2 separate regions of the Homo sapiens genome follow, and region 2 is linked to region 1. A link is an interaction called in ENCODE POLR2A ChIA-PET data of the cell type or tissue named here. Cell type or tissue: PC-3. All regions are shown on one strand.

Evidence for each region. ChIA-PET counts read pairs that join two places held together with the same protein. Peaks named below come from ENCODE experiments on the same cell type or tissue, not always from the same donor. Only the 100,000 strongest peaks of a DNase experiment are listed, where the experiment ranks them.
Region 2: POLR2A ChIA-PET joins it to region 1 with 15 read pairs; 6 of 35 experiments call an interaction of 5 or more read pairs at or near these places.

Annotation. Positions count from the first base shown.
Region 1 is chr17:50,484,634-50,492,633 of GRCh38, reverse strand. RSAD1 (radical S-adenosyl methionine domain containing 1) reads right to left here. Exons shown (of 9, transcript NM_018346.3): 9 at 6,660-7,890. The coding sequence ends at 7,773. Among named protein-coding and RNA genes, the nearest start is that of RSAD1, 9.8 kb to the right of the region's middle. In PC-3, no CTCF peak of the experiment used is centred here; a DNase peak (open chromatin) is centred at 4,633.
Region 2 is chr17:50,665,837-50,673,836 of GRCh38, reverse strand. ABCC3 (ATP binding cassette subfamily C member 3) reads right to left here. Exons shown (of 31, transcript NM_003786.4): 12 at 6,080-6,283; 13 at 5,828-5,974; 14 at 5,320-5,407; 15 at 4,918-4,984; 16 at 4,571-4,697; 17 at 4,309-4,485; 18 at 699-866; 19 at 179-368. Among named protein-coding and RNA genes, the nearest start is that of ABCC3, 35 kb to the right of the region's middle. In PC-3, no CTCF peak of the experiment used is centred here; no DNase peak of the experiment used is centred here.

The DNA of each region.
Region 1 (8,000 bases):
TGGTCTCGATCTCCTGACCTCGTGATCCGCCCGCCTCGGCCTCCCGAAGTGCTGGGATTACAGGCATGAGCCACTGCGCCCGGCCCACACTTTAGTTTCTATGCTATGCTCTTGCTTGCATTTATTATTTTTATCTTTTACAATAGACATGTGTTCGTGTATTACTTGTATAAACATCTGTTTTGGAGTGCTAGCCCCACCACTCCCTAGCTCTGTGACCCTGTGCAATTTCTCTGAGCCTGTTTCCTCATTTGTAAAATGGGCATGATGATAATAGAACTTATCTCATTTGGTTATTGCAGAGCTTAAATTAGCTAATGTACATAAAATTCTTGGTACAGTGTGTGGCTTACAGCTACTGCTGTACTACATTTTGCTACCACCTAGGCACTGGTGGTGGCAGAACCAATTAGAAAAACCCAGGACATGTTGTTGAGTAAAAAAGCAGGTTGCAAAACTGGCATGGGGATGTGATCTCTTTTGTGAAAAATTATTTTTATGTCTACATCTATATGTATATCTATGCAGATTATACATATAGATAGATGTGTATATCCAGAGATGCCTGGAGGAATGGTTGGCCAAATGTTAGTAGTGGTAATTTCTGGGTAGTAGAATTTTTGCTTTCTTCTAAATTGTTGAAAGATAGCATGTATTAACTTTTGAGCAGGAAAATAAAAAAAAAGAAAGAAAGAAAAACCCTTTGGAAAACAATGTTCCGGTTCTCATGCCAAGAATCATTAAAGCCTTCATACCTTTTGACCTATCTCACTCTTGAGAATTGACCTGAGGAAATAATTCAAATGAAGGAAGAAGCCATATCCACAAAAGCAGGCACTACAGCAGTATTTATTATAGGAAAATTGAGCAACCATGTAAGTGACTTACATTAGGGTAATGATGATTAAATTATTCACTCATTGGAACGTTGTGCAACAATTAGAATAAGATGATGACCATGTAGCAATGTGGAAAACTGCTTATGACAAGAGAATTGAAAGGGGCAGAATGCAAAATTAGATCTGGGCCAGGGTCACATCTGGGTAAAAATATGGCTTGCATTTGGACTAGGACTGGAAGGGAACACAAGCAAATAAGGCAAATAAAAAAATGTATTTTGTTGGGACCACTGATTATGGGTGATCCTTTTTTCTTTTTCATTTAGAATTCTGTCCAATGTTTCTATTTTGTTATTTGTTTCATAATAATAATTTTAAAATTGGCCTTAAAAATCCCCTCAGGGAGAAGGGACAGCAGGGAGAGAAAGATAAAAGGGAGACCTAGGATTCTCCCAGGAGGGGGTCGGCTGAGTAAGAGAAACTCAGAGGTAATGTACAAGACATGGAAATCAGACTGAATTCCAGCTCAGTCTTCTACCTAGGTGGTCCCAGAGGTTGTATCCCCTTTGCTTTCTGACTTGGCAGTGATCAATCAGATGGATGAAACAGTTGCCAAGGCAGTACTGATGATAAAGCTAGGATCAAGAATGCTCTTTAGGCCGGGTGTGGTGGCTCACGCCTGTAATCCCAGCACTTTGGGAGACCAAGGTGGGCGGATCACGAGGTCAAGAGATTGAGACCAGCCTGGCCAACATGGCGAAACCCCATCTCTACTAAAAATACAAAAAATGAGCCAGGTGTGGGGGTGTGCACTTGTAGTCCCACCTACTCTGGAGGCTGAGGCAAGACAATCGCTTGAACCTGGGAGGCGGAGGTTGCAGTGAGCCAAGATCAAGCCACTACATTCCAGCCTGGGTGACAGAGCGAGACTCCGTCTCAAAAAAAAAATAAAAAAGGAATGCTCTTCAAGTTGGAATCATCTGGAAAAATTGATCATGCTTGCCATTGATGAGGTTGAGAAAAGAGCACTAGCAGGCTGGCAAAAGTGGTGTGAATTGGGCAGCCTTCCTGGAGGGTAGTCTGGCATTGTGTATCCAAACAAAGGATGTGCAAATCCTTAGAGTTAGCAATTCCACTTCTTGAGATTTAACCTAAACCTAAGAAAATGATCAAACCATTGCATAAAAATATTTACGTAACATGTTCATCACAGAATTTATATTTATTAAAAATTAAGGGGGGTGCAGTGGCTCACGCCTGTGATCCCAACACTTTGGGAGATTGATGCGGGAGGATCACTTGAAGCCAGGAGTTCAAGACCAGCCAGGGTGGCTAGGCGCGGTGGCTCACACCTGTAATCCCACCACTTTGGGAAGCTGAAGATGGATCACGAGGTCAGGAGTTCAAGACCAGCCTGGCCAAGATAGTGAAACCTCATCTCTACTAAAGATACAAAAATTAGCTGGGCGCAGTGGCAGGCACCTGTAATCCCAGCTACACCGGGAGGCTGAGGCAGGAGAATCAGTTGAACCTGGGCAGCAGAGGTTGCAGTGAGGCAAGATTACGCCATTGCACTCCAGCCTGGGTGATACAGTAAGATTCCATCTCAAAAAAAAAAAAAAAAGACCAGCCTGGGCAACATAGTGAGACTGCATCTCTGTAAAAATATTTAAAAATTAGCTGGGCACGCTGGTGTGTATCTGTAGTATCAGCTACAAAGGGGTGGAGAACTGAGGCAGGAGGATCACTTGAGCCTGGGAGGTTGATGTTGAATTGTTTGAACCTGGGGGGCAGAGGTTGTAGTGAGCCAAGATTGCGCCACTGCACTCCAGCCTGGGCAAGGGAGCAAGACTCTGTCTCAAAAAAAGAAAAAAAAAAGGAACTGGAGGCTGAGGGCGGTGGCTCACACCTGTAACCCCAGTAATCCCAGCACTTTGGGAGGCCAACGGGGGAGGACTGCTTGAGCTCAGGAGTTCAAAAGCAACGTGAGTTACATGGCAAAACCCTGTCTACAAAAATTTTAAAAATTAGCCAGGTGTGGTGGTTCCAGCTACTTAGGAGGCTAAGGTGGGAAGATTGCTTGAGTCCAGGAGGTTGAGGCTGCAGTGAGCCATGACTGTGCCACTGCACTCCACTCTAACCTGGGTGACAGAGATGAAAAAAAAAAAAGAAAGAAAAGAAAAGAAAGAAAGAAGGAAAGAAAGAGAAAAGAAAAGAAACTGGGAAAACAACATTTTTTGGCATAACCATGCATTAGTACACTATGGAGCCATACTGTGATCCCAACACTGAAAAATTGGATCTAGATATAAATTTACCATGGAAAGACACTTAGTACATATTAGATAAGACAATAAAGCTTCAAAGCAAGATGTGTATTATCCCATTTTTGTAAGATTGTGTATCTAAATACATTAATTTGCATATCAGAATTTCTGCTAAGATACACACCACAATCTTAACAATGGCTAATCTTTGAATGGTGGGATTACAAACTGAATCAGACAGTTTAGTCTCAAATATGGTGCAGCAACAACTGGAAAGTCTACTGGTCTACAATGGCAGGGGTTAATTTCTCTCTACTCTTCATGTCTATTGTGGCTGGCTGCTCTGACCATCCTCTTCACCCTGGGACCTAGGCTGACAAAACAGTCTCCATGTGAACATTGCAGGTCACTGCAACAGAGAGCTGATGGACCACCCACCGGCTCTTACAACCAGTGCCAGGCAAGTTTCGTGGCCCTTCCAGGTTCAACAAGGTAGGGGTATATAATCCTCCCCAGGCCCTCAGGTGAGGCTCATGCCAAGGAGGGGTAGCAAACATTTTGGACATGATACAATCTACCACACAAGTGATTTCATTCTATTATTTAAAGTTCTTTTCTTTGCAGAAGGATGTGAGAGGAGAAGTGAGCGGTCTCACAGGCATGATGCCAGCTACAAGGGGCTGGCGAGCTGATGTGGGAGGATCACTTGAGCCTAGGAGTTTGAGGCTGCGGTGAGTTGTGATTGTAACATTGTACTCCAGCCTGGGGGACACAGTGAGACCCTCACCCTCCCTGTCCCTAAATTTGAGAGGTCTGGACTTTGCCTAATTTAAGAGGAAGACCACTTGACCTGGACCTACAGCAAGGAGAAAACAACGATGGGACACAAAGTTCTGGATGCCCAGAAGTGTTATACCGGGCCTTCTGCTTACTGCTTATAGGACTTGAGTCGAGTTAGAGGGCCTCCATGAATGTCCCTATCTGTAAGATGGAAATGAAAAGAGCTGTCCTGTTGACCTCACACAATTCGGCAGCAGGGAGGGGTGGCTCAGTTGGAGGGCTTTCAAATGATCAGTGCTCTGCCTGCACACAGAGGGTTTGGTGCTTCAAGCTGTAACCACATACCCACATGTACTATATGTCCCCAACTTCATCACCAAAGGGGGTTGTTCACCCCTTTTACTTGCATCCATGTAGAGCAGGTGAAAAGATGACAAGCCAGGTCCCACTATGGAGGAGGAGAAGCCCCCTGATGGATGAGTCATGGAAGGGCTGGGATGTGAAATGAAGGCCCCCCTTCCCACTTTGTCACAGGACACTGGAAATAGCCATGTCTCCCTTTCCTCCTGCCCCCAGCCTCCTGGCATGGAAGGCAAGAAATGATTGTAATCAGAGGTTCCCAAAAGGGAATGATCATTAGGGCCATGTATGAGCATTGAAAAACTAGATTCTGGGGCTCCACCTCCGGGAGCTTCTGATTCATCTGGTGAAGGAAAGACCAGACTGAGTCACAGAAGGTGATCTGTGCCACCCCGACTTGGCCCTGGCTCCTACCCAGCTCCTCTGCACGGGCCTTATGAGGTGTCCTGGCAGGGAGCGCCCGGATGTCTCAAGTGGCACGAGCCCTGGCAGCTGGGAGAAACCTGAGTGGTCCCAGGTTATCTGATGGCGCACCTGCCTCGGCCCCGTGCTCGCTTCTTGAATGTCAAGATCAGGGGAAGTCTCAGGAAACAGCTCCCCGAGCAGCACGGGTGACCCCACAGGCTGCCCCAGGGCCAGGCTTTCCAGGGCAGCAGGGGCAATGGAGGTGGTAAGAAAAGGGTATCCCCTGTCCTGCTCCTAGTCCCTCTGAACCAAACGTGCCCCTGGCTCCAACGACCTGCCTGCACACCTTGACTGACAAGCCTGGAATTAATCTCTTTACACATCTATCAACATGGCAGTGAGTGCCTCGAGGGCCAAGACAGGTCTTGTTCCTCCCTGCTGCCCAGTGCAGTCCCTGGCACACCATTTGTGCTTGCTTAATATTTCATGAATAAAGGAGAGGTAGTAACACTTACCATATTACCACAGGGTCAAGGAAGGACTGATATTCACACCCACTGGGCACATGGGAAACGCACGTGCTTACCTGAGAGGTGGGGAGGCCCCATTCTTAGTCACTCAGCTAGAGGCTGAGCTTAGCATGCCTCATTTGGCAGTGGTACTAGATTACTTCTGGCATCATGGTACCCTATGACATAAGGTATGAAACTTATGGAGCCTCTTCCCAGGAAAATGCCCCTCCCCACTCCCTCTGTCTCACACATATAACATACAACTTCCAGGTTAAGAGTATCACCCCTTCACCAGGCACAATGGCTCACATCTGCATCCCAGTACTTTGGGAGGCCGAGGTGGGAGGATCACTTGAGCCCAGGAGTTTGAGACCAGCCTGGGAAATATAGGGAGACCCTATCTCTACAAAAAAACAATTAGCCAGGCATGGTGGTGCACACCTGTAGTCTCAGCTACTTGGGAGGCTGAGGTGGGAGGATCACTGGAACCTGAAAGGTCACAACTGCAGTGAGCTGTGGTCATGCCATGGCATTCCAGCTTTGGCGACACAGTGAAGCCCTGTCTCAAAAAAAAAAAAAAAAAAAGTATCAGCCCTTTAAAAAATGGAAAGCTCTTTTTTAATGGAGAAAGGTTAAAATTATCTACAATGATTGTATGTAGCTAATGAATTTATTTATTTATTTTGAGACGGTGTCTCGCTGTCGCAGGCTGGAGTGCAGTGGCACAATCTCAGCTCACTGCAACCTTCACCTCCCAGGTTCAAGCGATTCTCCTGCCTCAGCCTCTCGAGTAGCTGGGACTACAGGTGCGTGCCACCACGCCTGGCTAATTTTTGTATTTTTTTTTCTTTTTTGTAGAGAAGGGGTGTTGCCATGTTGGCCAGGCAGGTCTTGAACTCTTGACCTTAAGTGATCCACCTGCCTCGGCCTCCCAAAGTGCTGGGATTATAGGTGTGAGTCACTGCACCTGGCCTGATGTCTACAACTTTTAAATTATTCAGAAAAAAAATTATACAGACATATTTATCTAAAGATGAAGTAAATGTGGCCAAAAATTAACAATTGATGAATCTATAGGGTAACCACAAAGTATGGAAACTTTTTTTTTTTTTTTTTTGGAAGCAGAGTCTTGCTATGTTGCCCAGGTTGGCCTCAAACCCTTGGGCTCAAGTGATTCTCCCGTCTTGGCCTCCCCAAGTGCTGGGATTATAGGCATGCACCACCCCATCTGGCCTATCATATTTTTCAATAGATTGAAGATGTTCTTGATGGCATTATGAATATTTGCCTATTTCCAGACTTTATAGTTACATAGTAGACAAAGGATATATGGCTTCCAATGAACTATTCTTTTATCTTTTCTGTAGGTCTGAAATCCTTCAAAATAAAATGTAGGGAGCGGGGGAAGGAATCTCAGCCCTAGGCTAAGGTTCTAGTCCCAAAATCAGGATTCCACGCTCTAGGAAGGAGCTCAAAGGAGAGGACCACAGTCAAGACAGGCTCCAGATGTGTTTATTAGGCTATTTAAATAGAACCATGTGACCATTTCTGTAGGTAAAAGGACAAAGAAGAATTACAAACACTTTGGGTCTTTCCCGAATTCTCTCCCCTTTCTCTGGTCAACTCCACCCACCTTCACTCTCAAAGGAAAGGCACAGGGGGAAGGAAGTGAGTGAGGGGGCTCAGAAGAGTCTGTGTGGCTCCTACCACCCCAAACATATTCTGGTTTCCCGAAGATAAGAGGCAAGGCTTGCTCTGATCTTTCCCAGTTCTCAGAGTCCAGCAGGCCGCTGTGCTGGACACATACATGGATCCACCAACATACATCAGTCCTTCTGTGTTCTCTCCTGCATGGTAGAGGCTGGAAGCCTAAGAGCTATATTCCTCAGAATTTCCTGCCAGCCAGGATTTGCTTTAAAGTCCACTAATGAGAGGCACTTCTAGAAACCATGATTCCTTCTCCAGCAGTGGCAGACAGTAGGCATGAGGTTTTGTAGCATCTTCTGAGCATTTTCCAGTACATCATCTGCTTTTGTGCTGCTGGAAGCTGAGACCATCAGCAGGAGTTTTCTGTGCCTCCTGCAAGTTGCTGATTTCTCACAGTTGCTACTGGCTTTCTCCAATGTTCACTTCTCTATCCCTTTCAGTGGTTTATAAATACTTCATTCCTATAGTAGATCCCTTCCTGCTTATATTAATAATACCTAGAGGGGACATGGTTTTCCTGATTCATCCAGCTATCTTAGGACCTTACTCCAAAATAAGGAAGGCTTCTCTTGGGGAGGTAATTGCCTGTAGAAAGATTTCCAAACACTGTTCATTATTTGATGCCAAAAAGGTAAACAGAAGCTGATGTGGGTGGTAGGCAATTCCCAGCCATGGAACACATGTTGGCCTGTGAGTCCTGAGATGCTGAATGGGATGCCAGTTCCCTGACCAGAAATGTCCTCCCATCTACCTCACTGCTGCCATTCCCCTGGGGATGCCAGGGCTGAGCAATAACCACAAGGAGCAGAGACGGCACCCGACAACGGAGAAGAGATGTCTGCAGTACCGACCCAGCTCTCAAAACCCACCTGGCATTACCCTGGAACACAGGAACATTTTTGTCATCCTCCTGGCACAGGGGAGGGGGTTCTCTGCTGCCAGGCTTCTTGGAGCTGAGGCAGGAGGGTCAGCAAGAGAGAGTCCAGCACAGCCAGACCCTCCCAGGAACACCGAAGACCCCTGGAAAACCAAGAGGCCTGAAGGTGACTACTTCATCTTACCAATTTCAAGCCCATCACCCAGCAGGGCCGAGCTCCCAGCACCCGCAGGTCCCGCCTTACCAGTCAGTC
Region 2 (8,000 bases), 180 kb before region 1:
GGCAGTGGGACCCGACTATGTCCAGTTTACTTTACCTCTGGTGACTGTCACACAGATGGCCCAAGTTTCCCAGAACCTGCCTGGCACAACACTAGGCCAGTCTAGACACACTCAGAGACCCCAGACAGGGGGAATGCTGGGAAGGCATGGGAATCAGAGGGCCCAGGATGGCAGATACCGGTCCAGCTGTCCTCCAGGTGCCCTTGGTCCTCATCGGGGGCATAGTTGCAGAGAAAGTTGGCAAAGGAGCCGTTGCGCTGCAGCAGGGCTGGGTACGGGCCCATCTCAGACACCTGTCCATCAGCTAGCACAATGATGAAGTCTGTCTGGGGCAGGAAGCTAATGCCGTGCGTCACCAGCACTCGCGTCTGGGGAGAAGGCAGCAGGCTCTCACCCCTACCACCCTCCAGCACACCCCTGGCACAGGCACGGAGCCACAGAGTGAGTGTGAAGTGTGCCCATGTGCCAGGGAGCTTGGACAGGCACATGGGTGACTCACCCTGTGCTCGCCACAGCCTGCTCAGAACCTCGCAGGTGGGGGAGTTGTCCCCACAGGTTTCTCCTGATGCCCAACCCACATGCCCACTTCTTGCGCCCCCCACACCTCCAAGTCTCATCCAAACCCCTCAGCCTCTCACCAGCTCTCTCTTCGGGCCTCAGATCTCACCTTAGCCCCCTTAGCCTCTGGCAGGCCTCACCTTGCCTGCCAGCACGCCTTCTGGCCCGATGACGTGGTCAAAGATGTGCTTGGCCACATGAGAGTCCACCGCGGACAGTGGGTCATCCAGCAAGAAAATATCGGCATCACTGTAAACAGCTCGAGCCAGACTGACCCGCTGCCGCTGGCCCCCAGACAGGTTAATGCCCTGGAGGGAGGCGGGGGGTGGGAAAAATGGGGTCAGACAGGCACAGGGAGACAACGGCCTGTCCACTGTTATTTGGGATGGCAGATTTTTTTTTTTTTTTCCTGAGATGGGGTCTCACTCACCCAGGCTGGAGTGCAGTGGTGCGATCTTGGCTCACTGCAACCTCTGCCTCTCGCGTTTGAGCAATTCTCATGCCTCAGCCTCCCGAGTAGCTAGGATTGATTGCAGGACCACCATGCCTGGCTACTGACTAAAATGTTTTATTTTTTATAGAGACAGAATCTCCATATGTTGCCCAGCCTGGTCTCCAACTCCTGAGCTCAAGCAATTGGCCCACGTCAGCCTCCCAAAGTAAAGTGCTGGGATTACAGGTGTGAGCCACTGTGCCTGACCAGAACAGCAGTCTTCTGAATCTATATTTCACATGGGGCCTAGTCTGTCCCTGCAATGCTGTGAGGGACAGAGGTAAAGGGTAAGTCCTCCTGGGGCAGGTGAGGCCATTCTGCTCCATTGGTCACCACCCTGCCCAGCTTGGTGTCCTGCCCAACCCATCTACGGATAAATGGGCACACAAATGTGTATATACCTATAATGAAATATCATTCAGCCTTACAAGGAGGGAAATTCTGACACATGCTACAACATGGATATGCCTTGAGGACATTATGCTAAGTGAAATAAGCCCGTCACGAAAAGACAAATGCTGGATGATTCCACTTACGTGAGGTACCTAGGTGATATGGTTGAAATATTTGTTCCTTCCAAAGTGCATGTTGAAACTTACCCCCCAGTGTGGCAGGATTGAGGGGTGGCATTTACCAGGTGATTAGGTCATGAAAACAGAGCCCTCATGAATGGTTGATCCATTTATGGATTAATAGGTTGATGCGTGAATGGGTTACTGGGGGAGTGGGACCGGTGGCTTTATAAGAAAGAAAGAGAAACCTGAGGTCGCGCGTGGTGGCTCATGCCTGTAATCCCAGCAATTTGGGAGGTCGAGGTGGGTGGATCATTTGAAGTCAGGAGTTCAAGACCAGCATGGCCAATATGGTGAAACCCATCTCTACTAAAAATACAAAAATTAGTCGGGCTGTAGTTGCGTGCGCCTGTAATCCCAGCTATTCGGGAGGCTGAGGAAGGAGAATCGTTTGAACCTGGGAGGCGGAGGTTGCAGTGAGCCAAGATCACGCCGCTGTACTCCAATCTACAGTCTGGGCAACAGAGTGAAGCCTTGTCTCAAAAAAAAAAAAAAAAAAAAAAAAAAAAAAGGAAGGAAGGAAGAGAGACCTGAGCTAGCATGCTCGGTCCCCTTGCCATGGGATGCCCTGTATGGCCTTGGGACTCTGCAGACTCCCCGCCAACAAGGAGGCCCTCTCCAGATGCAGCCCCTGGACCGTGGACTCTTCAGCCTCCGTAACTGTACAAAATACATTTCTTTTCTTTATAAATTACCTAGTTTCAGGCATTCTCTTATAAGCAATAGAAAATGGACTAAGATACTAAGTAGTCAAATTCCTAGGAACAGAAAATAGAATGGTGGTTACTGGGGCCTAGGGGCAGTGGGGAATGAGGAGTTGCTTAATAGGCACAATTTTAGTTTTGCAAGATGAAAAGGTTCTGGAGATCGGTTGCACAGCAATGTAAATGTACTTAACATTGCTGAACTGTACACTAAGAAATGATTAAGTTTTTTTTTCTTTTTTTTTTTTTTAAGACAGAGTCTTGCTCTGTCGCCCAGGCTGGAATGCAGTGATACAATCAATCTCAGTTCATTGCAACCTCCGCCTCCTGGGCTTACGCAATGCTCCTGCCTCAGCCTCCTGAGTAGCTGGGACTACAGGCACACGCCATCACACTCGGCTAATTTGTTTGTATTTCTAGTAGAGATGGGGTTTTATCATGTTAGCAAGGCTGGCCTTGAACTCCTTACCTCAAATGATACACCTGCCTCAGCCTCCCAGAGTGCTGGGAGCCACCATGCCGGGCAAGATGATATATTTTATGTTATGTGTGGTTTTTACCACAGTTAAAAATTGTTAAAAAGCAAAGCCCCAAATTTTCCCCAGTGTTCCATGTTTTTTAGAGTAAAGGCCAAAATCTTAACCAAGGTAATCAGGGTTCTGCCTCTCTCTATCTTTTCCCTCCATTTCCCAACTCCTAGTCATGCCAGAGAACTCCAAGACCCCATACAGGGTTCCATGGCCCCAGACAGAGCTTTCTGGCTCCAGACAAGGCTCACTCGGTCTCTTTGTTGAGTTCTCTGATTCTCAGTGAGGATTTCCCAAGCTACCTTAACCATTCAACTCTGCAGGCATTCCTGTATTCCTTCCCCGCTTTATTTTTTCCACTGAGCATTTATCTAACATATTATATATTGTACTTATTTATCTTACTTATTATCTCTTCCTGCCACTAGAATGTGAGCTATATGAAGGTAGAGATATTAGCCCGGCATTTTAGTATTCACTACTGTATACTATTTCCCAGAATAGAGTGGGTGCTTAATAAATATATGGTAAATGAATGAACAGATACATGATGAGCTCCTCCTCCTCAGTTGTTAAAACTGAGGTCAAAAGTGATGCTTAAGGCTAGGCACGGTGCTCATGCCTGTAATCCCAGCACTTTGAGAGGCTGAGGCGGGGGGATCACTTGAAGCCAGGAGTTCAAGACCAGATGGGCCAACATGGCAAAACCCCGTCTGTACTAAAAACACAAAAATTAGCCAAGTGTGGTGGTGCGCACCCGTAATCCCAGCTACTCGGGTGGCTGAGACACGAGAATTGCTTGAACCCGGGAGGTGGAGGTTGCAGTGAGCCATGATCTGCGCCACTGCACTCCAGCCTGGGTGACAGAGCAAGGCTCTGTCTAAAAAAAAAAAGTGATGCTCAGCCAGGTGCAGCAGCTCATGCCTGTAATCCCAGTACTCTGGGAGGCCAGGGTGGGAGGATCTCCTGAGCCAGCCTGGGCGACATGGCAAGACGCTGTCTCTAAAAAAAATTAAAAATTTAGCTGGGTATGGTGGCATGTGCCTGTGGTCCCAGATACTCAGGAGGCTGAGGCGAGAGGATCACTTGAGCCCAGGAGTTCCAAGCTGCAGCGTCCCATGATGTCACCATGGCACTCCATCCTGGGCAACAGAGTGAGGCCTTATCTCAGAAAGAAAGAAAAAAAAAAAGTGATGCTCTTCCTTATGTAGGCTCCCTGCTGTGCCCTCCCTGTACCCTGCACAGGCCTTCAGCCTGGCTCCTAGAATATTCAATAGTTCCTACTTGTTCACTAAACAGATCTGCTAATAGATCTGTTTCCCCAGTGCCTGGCACAGAGTTGGGCATAACGTTACACCAATGTGTGAATGAAGGGATGAATATATGGACCTGGGCTGGGTTGAGGTGGGCAGCTCTATGCCCTAGCCTCTTAGGGATGGAAGAGGACTCTGTACCTTCTCTCCAATCTCTGTCTGATCCCCACCAGGCAGCATCTCCAGGTCAGCTAGCAAGGCACAGGCCTCCAGAGTCTGCTGGTAGCGCTTGGGGTTCAGGGCTTTGCCGAAAAGCACGTTTTCCTGAAGAGTGCAGTTCTGGATCCATGCCTGCTGGGGCACATAGGCCACGGAGCCCTGGCCACAGGAGAAATTTACCTCGGGGCTTGCCCAAGGCCTGGCTGAGCCCCACACCCTGCCCAGGAGCCCCTGCCTCTCTCACCTTCATGTGCACTTTGCCTTCTAGCTTCTCCATCTCTCCCAGCAGGGCAGACACCAGGGAGGACTTCCCACAGCCCACAGGCCCCACCACGGCCACCAGTGCCCCTTTCGGGACCTGGATGTCTAGGCTGGGGGCAAGGACCCCAGGAGTCCAGTTAGAGGCAGGGATCAGGGTTTTGGTCTCCAACCCTCCACCTGCAGAACCAAGCCCTCCGCCCTTCCAGACACCCCCCTGGCAGGCTGAAGCTCTTCCTGCATTCTTGGTCAAAGGCTTTGCAGGGTGCTGCTATTGATCTGAACTTCCAGCCCACCGTGGGCAGCTGGGAAGGGAGTGGGAGAAGCTGGTACCTGTGCAGAGTGGGGGGCAGGTCCTGGGCCCAGGTGAAGGTGCCACTGTGTATGGTGATGGCATAGCCTGAGAGGACCAAGGTGGGCAGGGTCAGGGAGGGAGCTCAAGGGATGGGGTAGCCTGCAGGGAGGCTGGGGGGCAGGGGAAAGGAGGACAGGGGAGGAGCCTGGGCCATGGGGAGGGGATCCTTGGGAAAAGGGAGGAAGAAAGGGATGTGGGGAGCCCTGTGGAGGAGGGCGGAGGAGAGCAGAGAACCCGGAAGAGGGAGGAGGTCAGAGTCGAAGCAGATGTGAACAGAGGAAGAAGAAAAGGGGTCAGGAGAGAACAAAGGAAAAGCTTGAAACAGAGGTTTTTCTGGAGCAAGGACTGGGGCAGGCAGCCCAGGTAGGGGCTCTCTAGACCTGGGGAGATGGTCTTTCTTTCCACACTCTGGGGGTCAAGTTCCTCTTGGCTCAGGAATTGCTGGATCCGTTTCAGAGACACACTGGCCTACGGGAGGATGTGAGTCAGCCCTAGAGACTGTACTTTCCCAACCCCCAACCCCTACCCTCGCCCCATCCCCAGCATCCTGGGCTAGGCAGGACCCCCTGAGGGCCCAGACACTAGCACTGGGGTCCCTCCCACGACTGAGTCTTCCATGGCTCCCACTGCCCAAAGAGAAAGTCCAGGTTGGTAAGAGGAGGCTATCTACAGAACTCAGGTTTCCAGACACCCGACCTGACCACCTGTGACTCCAAATGACCCCTGACCTTAATGACCTCATTCAACCTTGAATAGCTCTTCATAATGCTAGCAACCTTCCCTGAATCCAATAACTCCCCCTGATTATCCCTTGCCCTAAGTGACCCTTCCCTGACCCCAACAACCTGTTCCAACTCCAGTAGAGCCCCCAGCCCTACCCAGGGTTACCTGAGTCAGGTTGCTGATTAACTGGGGCAGCATGTTGAGGGGAAGTCTTAAGATATTAAACAAGGACACAGACACAAAGGCCTTCTCGGCGTCCAGCACATTGTTTGGGTCCACGTACACGTACACCCAGAGGGTGATCAGGGTCACCTGAGCAGCGTGGAGGTGGTGTCAGGGTAGAGTCCAATGAGCCCTGGCCATGCCTGGGCACCCAGAGCCCTGGAGGCAGGGACCCAGCCCTGTGCCAAGCCTCACCAGGAAGGGGCTGCACATCCAGGTGAAGGTGGTTGTGGTGTGGAGGTAGGCCGCCGTGCGCAGCAGCTGGAGCTCACCCTGCCTGATGCCCTCCACCTGCTTCAGGAAGCTGGGCTCCCAGGCGTACAGCTTCAGCACCTTGATGCCGTTCAGGATCTCACTCATCAGCTTGATGCGCGAGTCCTTCAATTTCATTTGCTTTACCTGTGCAGGCAGAAAGAGTGTCAGTGGCACACCTGCTCCCTCCCCTGACCTCCTGCTCACAGGGTCCTACCTTCCATCCATTCTCATCCATTGCAGCCATTCCACGCTGCCCACCATTCCTTCTCACAACTCCTTGCTGGGCCTGTGCTGTGCCTTGGCCTGGAATGCACAGCCCCTGCCTCCCTGTGTCCTCTGCCTGACAAGATCCATCTCCACCCTCAGTGCCACTGCACCGGCCTCCCCAGGCAGCATCCTCTGTCCCCTGCCCTGGGTTTCTTCTCCTACTACTTCTTTTTCTTCTTCTTATTATTATTGCTAGTATTATTTATTTTAGAGATGGTGCCTCACTGTGTTGCCCAGGCTGGACTGCAGTGGTACAATCATAGCTCACTGCAGCCTCAAACTCCTGGGCTCCTTTGATCCTCCTGTCTCAGCCTCCTGACTAGCTGGAACTACAGGCATGAACAACCATGCCCAGCTAATTTTTAAATTTTTTTGTAGGGACGAGGTCTCACTCTGTTGCCCAGGCTGATTTCAAACTCCTGGCCTCATGTGATCCTCCCACCTTGGCCTCCCCAAGTGCTGGGATTACAGGTGTGAGCCACCACACCTGGTCCCCTTCCCTGGGTTTCTAAAGCACATTGCACTTTCCTTTTGTTCCATAACCATTCCTTTACATATATGTTTCTCTAATCAGACTGTGAGCTTCCTGAGGGGATGGACTATTTATTTCTCTTTGTTCTCCAAGACCTTAGCCCAAGGTGTGGCACACCAGATTAATGTATTCATTCAACCCCTATTTATGGAGTGCCTACTATGTGCCAGGCCATGGGCTACGTGTAGAATTTGTCACGATGAATTCAGACAAGGCCCCTGCCATGATACAGCTGACGATCTGATGGGGGAGGCATACAATAAGCAAACAATGATCTGAATAAATGCTTAATTATTAATCATTATGTGTGTTCTGATGGGAAATCACAGGATCCTGTAAGAAAGTAATGAGGTGATGGCAGGGAAACTAACTTAGACTGAGACTGGGCAGTCAGGGTGGACTTCTGGAGGAAGTGACTTTTTTTTTTGAGACGGAGTTTCGCTCTTGTTGCCCAGGTGGGAGTGCAATGGCGCGATCTTGGCTCACCGCAACCTCTGCCTCCTGGATTCAAGGGATTCTCCTGCCTCAGACTCCAGAGTAGCTGGGATTACAGGCATGTGCCACCATGCCCGGCTAATTTTGTATTTTTAGTAGAGACGGGGTTTCTCCATGTTGGTCTGGCTGGTCTCGATCTCCCAACCTCAGGTGATCCACCTGCCTCGGCCTCCCAAAGCTCTGGGATTACAGGCATGAGCCACCGTGCCCAGCCGAGGAAGTGACTTCAATGCCGAGAGGTAAGGGAAGGAAAGGAGTTAGGCAGGCAAGAGGGGGATGACAAGCATTCCAGGCAGAGGGAATAGTATATGTGGTGGCCCCTAGAGGTACCCTGAGCTTGGTGCTGTGGAGAAAAGAAAGAAGACCAGACTGGCTGAAACTTGGCCAGTCCGCAGGGGGTGAGGACTTGCAAGGTAAGCAGAAGCCTGCTGAGTCTTCTTAGGGGGTTTGTCATTTTTCCTATGGGCAGTGGGAAGCTAGTAGACTTCAATAGGCCAGGTGTGATGGCTCACACCTGTAATCCCAGCACTTTGGGAGGCTAAGATGAACGGATCACCTGAGGTCAGG